Regions from separate parts of the Homo sapiens genome. Here regions 2 and 3 are each linked to region 1. The links are chromatin contacts, found by Hi-C or POLR2A ChIA-PET in ENCODE. All regions are on one chromosome and are shown on one strand. Each heading gives the region's core, a stretch centred on a gene start or an enhancer-like site at or near the end of the contact. The rest is flanking DNA. Distances are from core to core; before and after follow the strand shown. Region 1 holds the start of DENND1B (DENN domain containing 1B). Region 2 overlaps ATP6V1G3 (ATPase H+ transporting V1 subunit G3). Region 3 holds the start of ASPM (assembly factor for spindle microtubules).

Region 1 (3,900 bases), core at 758-3,257:
TGTACACCTATGTTCCTATCCCTTTTATTTCAGTAATAACAGAACAGATAAATCTCTTCATTATGGTCAGCCTAAAAGCTCACTTAAAAAGATTTGCTTTGGGATGCGAATGTGTAGTATTTCCCTCGATGTACTTAACATAAATGGAATGAAGAACAATTTTATACTGTTCAAGGGTATGACTGTCATTTAAAATAAAATCCCAACAATGGATGAGGAAAACAATTGTATTATTATCTCCTCACACCAAATTAAAAAGTCCTCAATATGGTCACCCCAAGTAGGGTTCCTTTCTTTGGAAATAATTAATTATAATGAAAGGAGAAGTTTGAGAAATTCAGTAACAGTTGGGGCAGAAGTGGCTTTTAGCTTACGAATTTTTTTTTTCAAGGCTTTGGAGTATGGTCACTTATGCAGAAAAATCTTTATTTGGGAAAAGAAAACTTATGTAGTATAGTTTGCCTAATTGTGAAACTGAAATTCACAGAATAATTTCTCAAAAGATAATACAAATTTGTAGCACCTGTTTTACTTGAACATCACACTGCTCATGTGATGTACAAGTAATAATTCCCATTTTACAAATGTAGGAACCGAGAAACTGAAGTGTCTCACCCCGAGTCAAGCTATGACAACACTTTATGATAAACACATTTTTTTTTTGTTTGTTTGTTTCCCAGTTATGGCCCGTCCTCATTTTTTACTAACAGGCCCATGGCTATACAATATTTCTGATCCTGTTGACCAAGTAGTACCCAATTTTGGCAAGAAAGTTTAAGGTTATATAACTGAGTGCAACTTCAGGTTCTCTGACTCTTGAGTTTTTTAATTCTTAAGACTCCTTTTCTGACTTTTATGTCTTATGACTCACACTACATTCATACCACATTTGGTTTCCTCTCATCATCTTAACTTCTGCATGAATAAAGTCTGAAGTAACCACCTTTTGGAAGAAACACTGTGGCTATGTGTCAAGGGTGGCAGTGTTAGCTGGGAGAAGGCCTTTCCCAGAAGATCTCTGTGTAAGAGCCTGGCCTTCCACAGTCATTTGAATGTCCATCATAAGACTTTTCTACCTGTCTTCTCAGTAGATCCTAAATATGAGACAGCAGAGGAGGGAGACAGGCAATATGAGGTAGAAGTAAATAATCAGCATCAGATAGACCTGGTGTGAACTCCAGCTTTGCCATTACTCCCTGGTTTCTTCATCTGTAAAATGCTGATGAAAGTATCTATCACACACCTATGACAAGTACTGGGTGAGAGTGCACATAACCTGCTTCACATGTGCTTTAGGGCTGTGTAAATCAGTCCCTCCCACGCTTATTCAGTGGTGCCCTCTCTGAACTCGCCTAAACTGCCAGACTATGAGGCCTGCGACTATGTACATGTGTTCAAAAGTTAGTCCTTGGTTATCACTGCAGTCTGTGGTATAGGAATGTCTGCCTCCCACATGCGCAGACAAGTGGGGCACTACCATTTGGCTACTTGACAGGGCTATTTAGCAGGTGCACATGTCTGAACATTCCTGAATCAGGAGGGGGTAGCTCTGGATTTCAGAGAGCTGTAAGCAGGCCACAGCTGGAGTGACGCAAGAGCCAGGGGCATCAACTTGAGCTCTGAATTTGTAGTATGAAATGAAAGGAACCCAAGTCCGTGTGTATGTGTGTGGAAAACACTGCAGGTCGAGGTACTTTTCCAGGTACTTCGCCCTTTGTGGGGTTGCAGCCCCGACGCCCTGGAATCTGGACTGGACCCAGAAAGGAAGCCGGTTTGGTTCATGCTGAGGACACAGGGGGCACCTTGCCTTTCTGGCTAGGTGGCAAAGCGGTACGTGGGCCATCCCAGCAGGCACTAGCGCTCCCCCTGCACCCTCTGGCCGCCCGGGCGCGGGGACCTGGCCCCCGCCTCCTCCACAGTCTCCGACTTGCGAGCCGCACGGCCCAGGTGAAGCCGCTGGGCGCGTCCCCGCGCGCCCCTTCCCCCTCCCGGCGACTTCCTGATTTGCAAGAAGGTGCAGGAGCCGCAGCGGGCGGCCCCGGTCGCAGGAACTGAGAGGCCTCAGCTTTGGTGGCGGCTACCGGCGGAGACGGGGGCGGCGGCCACGCCACCGCTGCTGTCACAGAAAGGCTCTGGTGGGTGGGGTGGGAGGCGGGGAAGTGCCGGGGGCGCAGCCGACATGGGCCCGCCGCCACGGCTGCTGTGAGCAGCCTCTTTCCCTGTGTGGCCGCCGGCGTGGGCGGGGACGGCGCGACCCTCGCGCGGCCGGGCTGCGGGCTTCCAGGCCAGCGCGCGGGGGCCGGACGGACAGCCCCACACCGACATGTAACCATGGACTGCAGGACCAAGTGAGTGGGGGGGCCCGGGCGCGTCGGGGGCGGGCGTCCCTCGGCGGCCCCTCCCAGGCCAGCTCGGCTCCTCCGCGCCTCCGCGCTCAACCGGCTCCCCGGGCGGCCGAGGTTGGCCGGGCGGGCTGGGGGTGCGGTCCGGCCCCCAAGCCTCTGGCCGGCCGGCGGGACGGCGCTAGGCCGCAAAGCCTGCCCGCCCTGCGTCCCCGGCCCTCCGTGGTTGGCGCGGCTCCTCCCGGAGAGGCCACTAGCGCCTTGTCGACGCCCGCCTTTCGGGGGACAGGGGAGGCCGGGCGGCCCCTGACACCGCCGCTGAGGGGTTCTCGTGCTTCCCCCGAGTGTGTCAGATGTGACTCTCCTGGGGCTGCCTGTGTGCGTGTGGTGTCCGGGAGGGAGTCAGCGTTGAGGTTAAGAGGTTATTATTCCGAGTGCTCTCTGAGCATTAAATATAACCGGTGTTTTCTTAAGTCCGTTTGTTACTTTTGTCTTGGATGTTTTCTTATGATTCTGCTTATAAAATTAGATTGGTCTCTGGTGTTTCTTTATGCAGCAACTGTAGATGCATGGTTCTTGCAAAACGGTATCCAATTAGAGGGTACTTTTATGTGTGTGCTAAAGTATTTATCAACGACTACTTTGCTCAGGAGATTAGGTAAAAAGCAATTTTAATAACGGTGGTGATTTTGTTTCTAGGTATCTTAGAGGCATGAGTTTTATATTTTTCTTCTGAAACTTAACTTTGGAAAGAATTCCTTTTTACTTCGCTTACCCACCCTTTACTATCTCCTTCTCAAAAAGTTTAAAATAATGCCATGTATATTTGTATTATTGTGAAAGGCCGTTTGAATTTCACAGAAGTAAAACTGAGTCAATATTTAACTTTTACACCTAAGAGAAATTCTAAAGAATATTAGGGAAAGAGGGAAATTATGTAATAGAATTATTTTCTTCAGTGTGTTTGACATCATGGTGGGCAGGGTAAGTGAGTAAAAATAGTATGCTTCTTGACATTAATTGTTTTAAGAGGGAGGAAGTCATCTGAGCCCAGATTATTCCCATTGAAACAAGTTAATAGCGGAAAGGCTAAAAAAATGTATATTTGCATGTTAATTTATATGTCTTGTCACTTCCTATGTTTCCAGATTCATATCTTATAAGAAAAGCTTCCAAAAAAAGAAATGCTTTTTTTTAAAGTCAGAGCTGGCATTCGTTTCTTGAAGGAAGTACATATTAAATACAGCCAATGTACAAAGGCACTAAGGTCTTGTTAGCAGGAATAACTGAGATATTAACACATTGGCCGTTGTGGTAACAGACTTAATCTTTTACCTTATGATGGAACGAGAGATTTAAACAGCAATGTTATGAAGAAAAAGTGTCTCAGTATATTTCAGTTCACTTTTTGAAATTTAACCAATGTTGCTTTGAAATTTTGCAAATATGGCAAGTTAGTAAAAAAGTCAATAACTTCTGAATTAAGCAAAGTAAACTTACAGTTTCTAGTGGGAAAATCTAACATGGAAGCAGATGGCTGGTTTCTCCAAAGATAATG
Region 2 (3,900 bases), core at 523-3,022, 750 kb before region 1:
ATATGTTTCTGCTTCTTGTATACTCACTTATCAAAATGTTATTCTGCAAAAGTTATTTGATGTCTTAGAAACTGTAACTTTTCAAAATTATTTTCTTTGAACTGAGAAGACCCCATTGCCTGGACTGTAAACAGAAAGAACTTGAACCCAAGCGCCTCAGTGGCATTTGATTTCAAGCCTAGGACTCAAAAAGATCATGCAGATTTTAGAATTTAGAATAGTCTAACAACCCTGAAGTAGAAGTCAATCATTACTGGAGTATCTTGGATTAAATTAAATGCATACTTTTCCTAAACACTCTCAGACGGAAAAAGCAAACAAACATAAAACAGTCTTCTTGCCTTTAAAATGCCATGTGTAGGAAAGACTAAGTTTACAAAGGAGATACGTTAGGAGTTGATTTTTTTTGCTTTAGTAAAGGCTAACTTTCAAAGTGTTTCACTGCAGAATTCCTTTAAATTGTTAACTCCTCTGGTGAAATTATATTTTGGTCAAATCATTCCTTGATAAAGAAGCTATGAGGAAAGAGGAGATAATAGAAAATACTGGGAATCACTGCCAATTAAAGAGCAATTAGAAAGATATATTAAACTGTGTCTACAATTATGATGTAACTAAATGAACAAGCACACTCAATTTTAAAGAAGTACAACTTACACTAAGTGTTCAAGATAATATCTATTACCCAAAGAAACACACTTCGGCAGCCAGGCGCTGTGACTCACACTTGTAATCCCAGCACTTTGGGAGGCTGAGGAAGGCGGATTACCAGGTCAGGAGTTCGAGACCAGCCTGGCCAACAAAGTGAAACCCGGTCTCTACTAAAAATACAAAAATTAGCAGGGTATCATGGCACACGCCTGTAGTCCCAGCTACTTGTGAGGCTGAGGTGGGAGAATCGCTTGAACCTGGGAGGCGAAGGTTGCAGTGAGCCAAGACTACGCTATTGCACTCCAGCCTGGGCGACACAGTGAGAACCCATCTAAAAAAAAAAAAAAAAAAAATTGTGCATATAAAAGTATCTTAGAGCGCACATTGTGACTGTCTTCCTGATAAAAGCAAGATACAGTTCAGATAATGTATTTTAAAAATAGAAAAACACTCTTTAAAAACCAGCAACTGTTTAAAACTTTTAAACACTCTTTAAAAAACAGCAAAAGTGAGTTTAATGGTGTCTTTCAACTCTGTTTTCCAGACTTATAATTCAGAAAATAAACAATAGGGAATATATGGGAACTAAATGGAAACTGTCATAAATACATGAAAAATGTGATGGAAAAGAACTTCTGGGCATGGTTTAATGATTATAAATGTGTATTCAATTTGTACCATGTGGAGGTTGGTTAAAAGTGAAAGTAATCTGCTATGACCAGTTTCAATATTTTATGAAAGTTCATCCTTCCCACTCATGGCATTGATGATCTTGTTGGTTCTCTGAAAAAATCTAGAAAAGGAGTACATAATTGTGCATTGTAGGACAATCATCAGTAAACAGGCTAGGACAAATTTAACTTGTAAAACAATTGTATTATGATGTGAATTCTGTCTGTTTTGTTTTGGTAGATAATGGGCTCTCAGAATAATCTCTCAGATGAAATAGAAGAACAAACACTAGGGAAGATACAAGAACTTAATGGACACTACAATAAGTATATGGAAAGTGTGATGAACCAGCTCTTGAGCATGGTCTGTGACATGAAACCAGAAATCCATGTGAACTACAGAGCCACCAACTAAATGTACATCACAGTTTTCAAGAAAAAAAAAGGTGTGTGAGTGCCACCTGGTTGCTTATGGCTTCGTATTTTTATGTTGAGAAATTTGAAATGAGAACCTTAAATTTACATTTACAGGAAATGTGACATAACTCATACATCGGCACTGAATTAAACAAAACAAAATACAACTGTTGCTATATCTTTTCTAGTAATAATTATGACCTTGTCACTTAACTTGGAGTAAGTCAAGAATGCAAAATAGTAACATGTTTTTTAACACTTGAAAGAAAAACATGGTCATGACAGCTTTTTAGTGGGCATGGGTTTTTTATTTCTTCTCCTTTTCATCGATTTAGAAAATGTGCTCTTAATTGTATTAAATGGTAATTTGCTAAAAGATAATCTTTAAGCAAGATATAATTATGACTCTTCAACAGATCTAAAAATGAACATGTCAAGGGTCTTATTTAATTCAGTAATCAATGGGAAACCAGTAAAACAGAGAGATAGAGACAAAGAATGATGGGTTATATAGCCACTTTTAAACATAGATGGGGTTTATAATCATTCTGTCTGTCTGACCTCAACTAAACAGATATTATTTTTAAAAGAAAAAAGTAAATGATAAATAAGCTAATAACATAGATTTTGGAGCTTTGAAAAAAAAAAAAAAGAAATACAAAGAAAACTCCCAGGAGATATACTAGGTTAGTGTGCCACTAGCCCAGTCTCCTAGTTACAGCTAAGCTAAACTCTTGTTAAATACTAAGTATTTTGTTAGTGCAATGTATATATCATCTCAATCCTACCTTGTAAGCAGTATTAGTGCTCTTGTTTTACAAAATGAGATGCAAAGATGAAGGAACTTATCTGGAGTTGTTTGGATAACAGTGGCAGCACTGAGCTTTGAACTGGGCAATGTGACTCCAATGTTCACACCCTTTACTTCTTACCAAACTGCTTACCTGCACAGCTCCTATATTTGCATTAGTAAGAAGCATGGGTGCTATAAAGTCTTTGATTTTCCAGTAATATATGCAGACAAATTTTAATTCCAGTCTAAACAAAAGTTAATTATTGTCACCAAACTATTCATATAATCTTCAATTATATGAATCTCTGATTATATGTATAGTTTGGTAACAATAATTAACTTTTGTTTAGACTGGAATTAAAATCATAAACTGAAATGGTTTTAATTGATCATTGTTTTAGATCAGTGGTCCCCAACCTTTTTAGCACCAGGGACCAGTTTCGTGGAAGACAATTTTTCCAAGAATGGAGGGGTAGTGGGGTAAGATAGTTTTGGGATGAAATTGTTCCACCTCAGATCATCAGGCATTAGAGTCTCATAAGGGACATGCAACCTAAATCCCTCACATGTGCAGTTCACAATAGGATTCGCGCTCCTATGATAATCTAATGCCGCTGCTGATTTGACAGGAGGCCATGCTCAGGTGGTAATGCTTGCTCAACTACCACTCACCTTCTGCTGTGTGGCCCGGTTCCTAACAAGCCACAGACAGGTACCAGTCTGTGGCCCAGGCACTGGGGACCCCTGTTTTAGATCACTAGTATCATTGTTTCTTTTTAGGAGAAAAAGTTAAAATTTTACCACATATCTTAGTACCTCGGAAATAGTCAATTTTATATGCATGTTAGGTAAATGGAGCAAAATTTGAATTCTATTTGTTTCTCCATTTTCCCAACTTTGGGGGCAAGGAAAACCAAACCAGTTGATTGGTTTTATGTGGTATATTTCCCCATTTATTAGAATGAGAACTGATTGCCAATTAAAGAAGAGAAAGATATCAAATATTCCTAGGAACACTGGCTCCCATTTTTTGAGGGGGGTGGAGGAGAAGGCATCAATTAAAGTTGTGTCTCCCTGACATTAGGACAGTGTTGGAGGATTTCTACTCAACACAGATTTGGAGAATTCAATTACTCTATTCTGCAAAGCTTAGATAAATAAAATAATGAGTAAAATTGCACATTTTGGGAGTTATCACGTGAAAAGATAATTCTGAAAAAGATAGCATTGTGATTTGCCTTATATCATAAGATGCAGTTTTCTGTCTTGTCTCATGAAAACCATCAAGACGCCAGTTTTCTGGATGTGAAAGCTTGAATATGTTATATGGAACACTCAAGTTAATAATAAATTCCTGAGCCAGCACAA
Region 3 (3,900 bases), core at 886-3,385, 630 kb after region 1:
TGGAATTACAGGCATGAGCTACCGTGCCTGGCCTTGACCTACCTGACTGTAAACCACTACTGAGTTCAGTTTTCAATTAGTGAACCTATTAAACTATTAAAGCCATTCCCAGGTACTTCGGACATTGTATTAATTAAATGGGTAAAGTGCACCCATGACAATAAATTTGGCCTTATTGTTCCTTATGATTTGTCCTCTTGGTCTAACACCATTACATTCCACCTTAGACTGTCAAAATCTTTTAACTCTTTGCTGTATAGGCTGTTTCCTCCCTCCCACAGCATATCTTGCACTCTCCTCCGTCCAAGTTTTATTTTTTGGAGCCTAACTAAGCTAATGGAGAGGTCGTGGGGGGTAGATGCTGAGGAGAACTGGAAATGACTTGTGAGGCTCTGCTCCAGGGTTTTGTTTTGTTGTTTTTTTTTTTAAGCCTCTATGAAAGAATTTTTTTTTTTTTTTTTTTTTTTTTTGACAGCGTCTTGCTCTCTTGCCCAAGCTGGAGTTCAGTGCCATGATCTCGGCTCACTGCAACCTTGCCCCCACCCCCCACCCCAGGTTCAAGCGATTCTTCTGTCTCAGCCTCCGGGGTAGGTGGGATTACAGGCATGCTCCACCACGCCTGGCTAATTTTTTTATTTTTAGTGGAGACGGCATTTCGCCATGTTGGCCAGGCTGGTCTCAAACCCCTGACCTCAAGAATCCGCCTGCCTCAGCCTCCCAAAGTGCTGGGTTACAGGCTTGAGCCACCGTGCCCAGTGGAAAAATTTCGTTTAAATATTGTTAAGGTCCAACTTCAGGTGAAATTGGACACCATTGAATATAATTTCATGTCTCATCTTCCTTATTTTGATTTCCCATTGACTTCTCTTTTTACATGTTTTGTGTAACCATACATACATCCAGACATTATTTTTATTTTTTAAGTTTTCTACTGCCTTTAGAGGCAATATAGTGTAGTGGGTAAGAGCAAGACTAGGGCCAAACTGCTGGGATTACAGGCATGTGTACCTATCTGGGTTATGCCACTTCCTACTTAGCTGTATGACCTGTATTCCTCATCTGTAAGATACAAATAATGGTACCTACGCCCTAAGAGATACCTCGTAGGTTTAAGGCAAAGGTTGAGATAAATAGGTAAAGGATTTTTAAAAAATCCCTAGCCTAGGGTCGGGCGCCGCTCAGGCCTGTAATCCCAGCACTTTGGGAGGCCGAGGCGGAGGCAGGCGGATCACTTGAGGCCAGGAGTTCCAGACCAGCCTGGCCAACATGGCGAACTCCCCTCTCTACCAAAAATACAAAAATTAGCCAGTCGTGGTGAGGCGCGCCTCTAATTCCAGCTACTTGGGAGGCTGAGGCAGGAGAATCGCTTGAACCCGGGAGGCGGAGGTTGCAGTGAACCAAGATCACGTCACTGCACTCCAGCCTGGGAGACAGAGCGAGACTCCATCTCAAAATAAATAAATAATTTAAAAAATCCCTAATATGTAAGCTATAATTATTATTAGATCCCTACAATTGAAATAAAAACTAATAAGATATTTGTGAAGGGCATTGCCAGTCAAAACAATCATTTATGAATTACTGGTAATCTCAGGTTTCATTTGTTTACCTGGTTTTGCTCCCAGCGTCCCGAGGTAATTAACAGCATGTAAATGTACTGAGTCCCTGCTATGTTGTCACTAAAATAAGCATGTTCATACAAACTAATTATCTTTACATCTCTACCATTCAGCCCTGGAAACCGCGACAGTAAAGTTAATATAATTCTGGGCGGGGTATGCATATGAGAGGAGTGGCATAAACCAATTTTTGCCTACGTAACAGTTTTATCTATGATTGTTCCTGGAAACCGCAATGATTACTACATGTATTGTGGAAATGCTGTGACTCCCTTCCCTTCAGCACAACCAAAAATATAAAGACGAATTTCAATTCTAAGCCCCGGGTTTTAGACGGTGGCCAGGATTCCGCTACCGTTCTCACCTCCTCCGCAGATAGCGATTGGCGGCCGGATGCAATCATTCAAATGAAGCGCCGCCGTCTCATTGGCCAGGGGATGCTGCTCACCGATTGGTCCCGTGACGAGGAGGGCGGTGCCCGGAGGTCCTCATTGGTGGAGGCGGCAAGTTTAAACAGAGTCAAAACGCCATACTTGTTTGGCTCCTCTTTTTAATTTGCGAGTTTATTGGGCTTGTTTTCTGTTTTCTAGGGAGTAGGTTAGTGGAAAAGAAAAAGGGCCGAATTCACTCCCACGACCTCTACAGCCGCCCCTGAGGGGAAGCGGTCAGCGTAAGTCCCGGATCCCCGCTCCGGAGCCGCCTCGTGGGAGCGGGGCAAGGAGATCCAGGAGGGGTCTCGAATCTGCCATGGCGAACCGGCGAGTGGGGCGAGGCTGCTGGGAAGTGAGCCCGACCGAGCGGAGGCCGCCCGCGGGGCTGCGGGGCCCCGCGGCCGAGGAGGAGGCGTCTTCCCCGCCGGTCCTGTCTCTCAGCCACTTCTGCAGGTCTCCTTTCCTTTGCTTCGGGGACGTTCTCCTGGGAGCCTCACGGACGCTGTCTCTGGCCCTAGACAACCCTAACGAGGAGGTGGCAGAAGTGAAGATCTCCCACTTCCCGGCCGCGGACCTGGGCTTCAGTGTGTCGCAGCGCTGTTTCGTGTTGCAGGTAGGTCTCAGGAGGAGCGTGCTCCAGGCCGGTGTTCTGCTTCTCCGCTATCTTTCCTGCCACCCTCCTCAGGAAGGTTGACGATTGGAGAAGAAATCAGAAAAGACCCTTAGAGAATAAAGTCAGTTCCCTTTCACTCAATAACTGTGGGTGGCTCTTGGAAAAGAAATCAGAAAAGACCCTTAGAGAGTGAAGTCAGTTCCTTTTCAATAACTGTGGGTGGGCCCTTGACGCATACACATGTGTGTGAGTATATATATATGTGTCAATATTATATATATATATATATATATATTCTCTAATTGAAGGCTAGGATAGACGCTAACTTGGGCGGGGACAACACATAAACGCGCGCGCACTTAGCATCTTTAGGAGCAAGTTATATAGACTTCTCTGTTAAATTGACAAGCACTTTTACTAGACTTAAGGCGTTGTGAAATAGCCTTGCCGTTCTAAATTAATAGACAATGCACTTTTTTAACACTTTTTTAAGATTGACAGGAGTACCTTGGTTGGTTAAAGCAGCTTTTTTTAAAATTTCTATCAGCCATCTTAATATGCATTTTAGTTTCCATATGTACCCTTAGAGTCGAGGTAACTGGTTTTTTTTTCCGGTGAAATAGTGAGCTTTGTTCTGGCTAAATGCCTACAATAAAAACCAAAAAAACCTATTCAGAGTTGTTTTCAATATATACGTGTAGTATGTATGCACACTTTAGTATTTTAGTCCTTTTTTTCTTTGCTGTTAAGTGTAATTTTAATGCTGCATCAAATTTAATTTTATAAATGTTGTTTCAAGAACTCCTGTAGCTTTCTTTTACTGCATTGCATTTGCAAGAGTAATGCTCCAATCCCCTTCACCAAAGACTGGAGAATTTATGTTTTTATTTTGACTGCTGTGACCTTTCCATTGAGTAGAATCACCAAAAGTATGAAAACCGTTAGCCGAGGAGGTCTGAACTAGTAGGCTAATAACCACTTCATTAGGCAGAAAAAAGAGATTCTAATCTGAGGTCCCTTAACTTGTGTGTCACCAATGGTTCATCTATCTACACTTCAGAACCTACCCACCCCGCCCCTCTGTTTCATGAATCACTGCCTGCTTTCCTTTCTTTGGAAAGACAGATTTCTTTTCTATCCACATAATACTTCAACTTACTCTTTTTTGTTATAATGTGGAACTAAATTTTGTGGTATTTTTAGAATAAACTATTTTATAGAGTAAAAATGCACCATT

What was found. A loop is a pair of places that touch in the nucleus more often than their neighbours do. ChIA-PET counts read pairs that join two places held with the same protein, here RNA polymerase II (POLR2A). Pooled maps may share reads with other maps.
Region 2: a loop to region 1 is called in a map of naive thymus-derived CD4-positive, alpha-beta T cell, with 5 times the contacts of the local background. The contact joins the enhancer-like site here to the promoter of DENND1B in region 1. A Hi-C loop is called at or near these places in 1 of 168 maps with a recorded cell type or tissue (naive thymus-derived CD4-positive, alpha-beta T cell), 3 of 37 single-sample maps with no recorded cell type and 13 of 50 pooled maps. POLR2A ChIA-PET finds 5 or more read pairs at or near these places in 1 of 52 experiments (activated naive CD4-positive, alpha-beta T cell).
Region 3: a loop to region 1 is called in a map of OCI-LY7, with 2.9 times the contacts of the local background. The contact joins the promoter of ASPM here to the promoter of DENND1B in region 1. A Hi-C loop is called at or near these places in 3 of 168 maps with a recorded cell type or tissue (OCI-LY7 and naive thymus-derived CD4-positive, alpha-beta T cell), 1 of 37 single-sample maps with no recorded cell type and 13 of 50 pooled maps.

What each region holds. Positions count from the first base shown.
Region 1 is chr1:197,773,587-197,777,486 of GRCh38, reverse strand. It overlaps DENND1B (DENN domain containing 1B), which reads left to right and starts at 2,007. Exons shown (of 23, transcript NM_001195215.2): 1 at 2,007-2,348. The coding sequence starts at 2,332. RefSeq lists an enhancer at 790-839 and silencers at 1,214-1,508, 1,800-1,999, 2,150-2,659.
Region 2 is chr1:198,521,228-198,525,127 of GRCh38, reverse strand. ATP6V1G3 (ATPase H+ transporting V1 subunit G3) reads left to right here. Exons shown (of 3, transcript NM_001376861.1): 3 at 1,564-1,906. The coding sequence ends at 1,737. Among named protein-coding and RNA genes, the nearest start is that of ATP6V1G3, 18 kb to the left of the region's middle. Within about 2 kb of position 1,772, at least 4 of the 41 ENCODE cell types and tissues checked have a DNase peak (open chromatin) inside an H3K27ac peak, as active enhancers do.
Region 3 is chr1:197,144,904-197,148,803 of GRCh38, reverse strand. ASPM (assembly factor for spindle microtubules) reads left to right here and starts at 2,135. Exons shown (of 28, transcript NM_018136.5): 1 at 2,135-2,663. The coding sequence starts at 2,367. RefSeq lists a silencer at 2,451-2,630.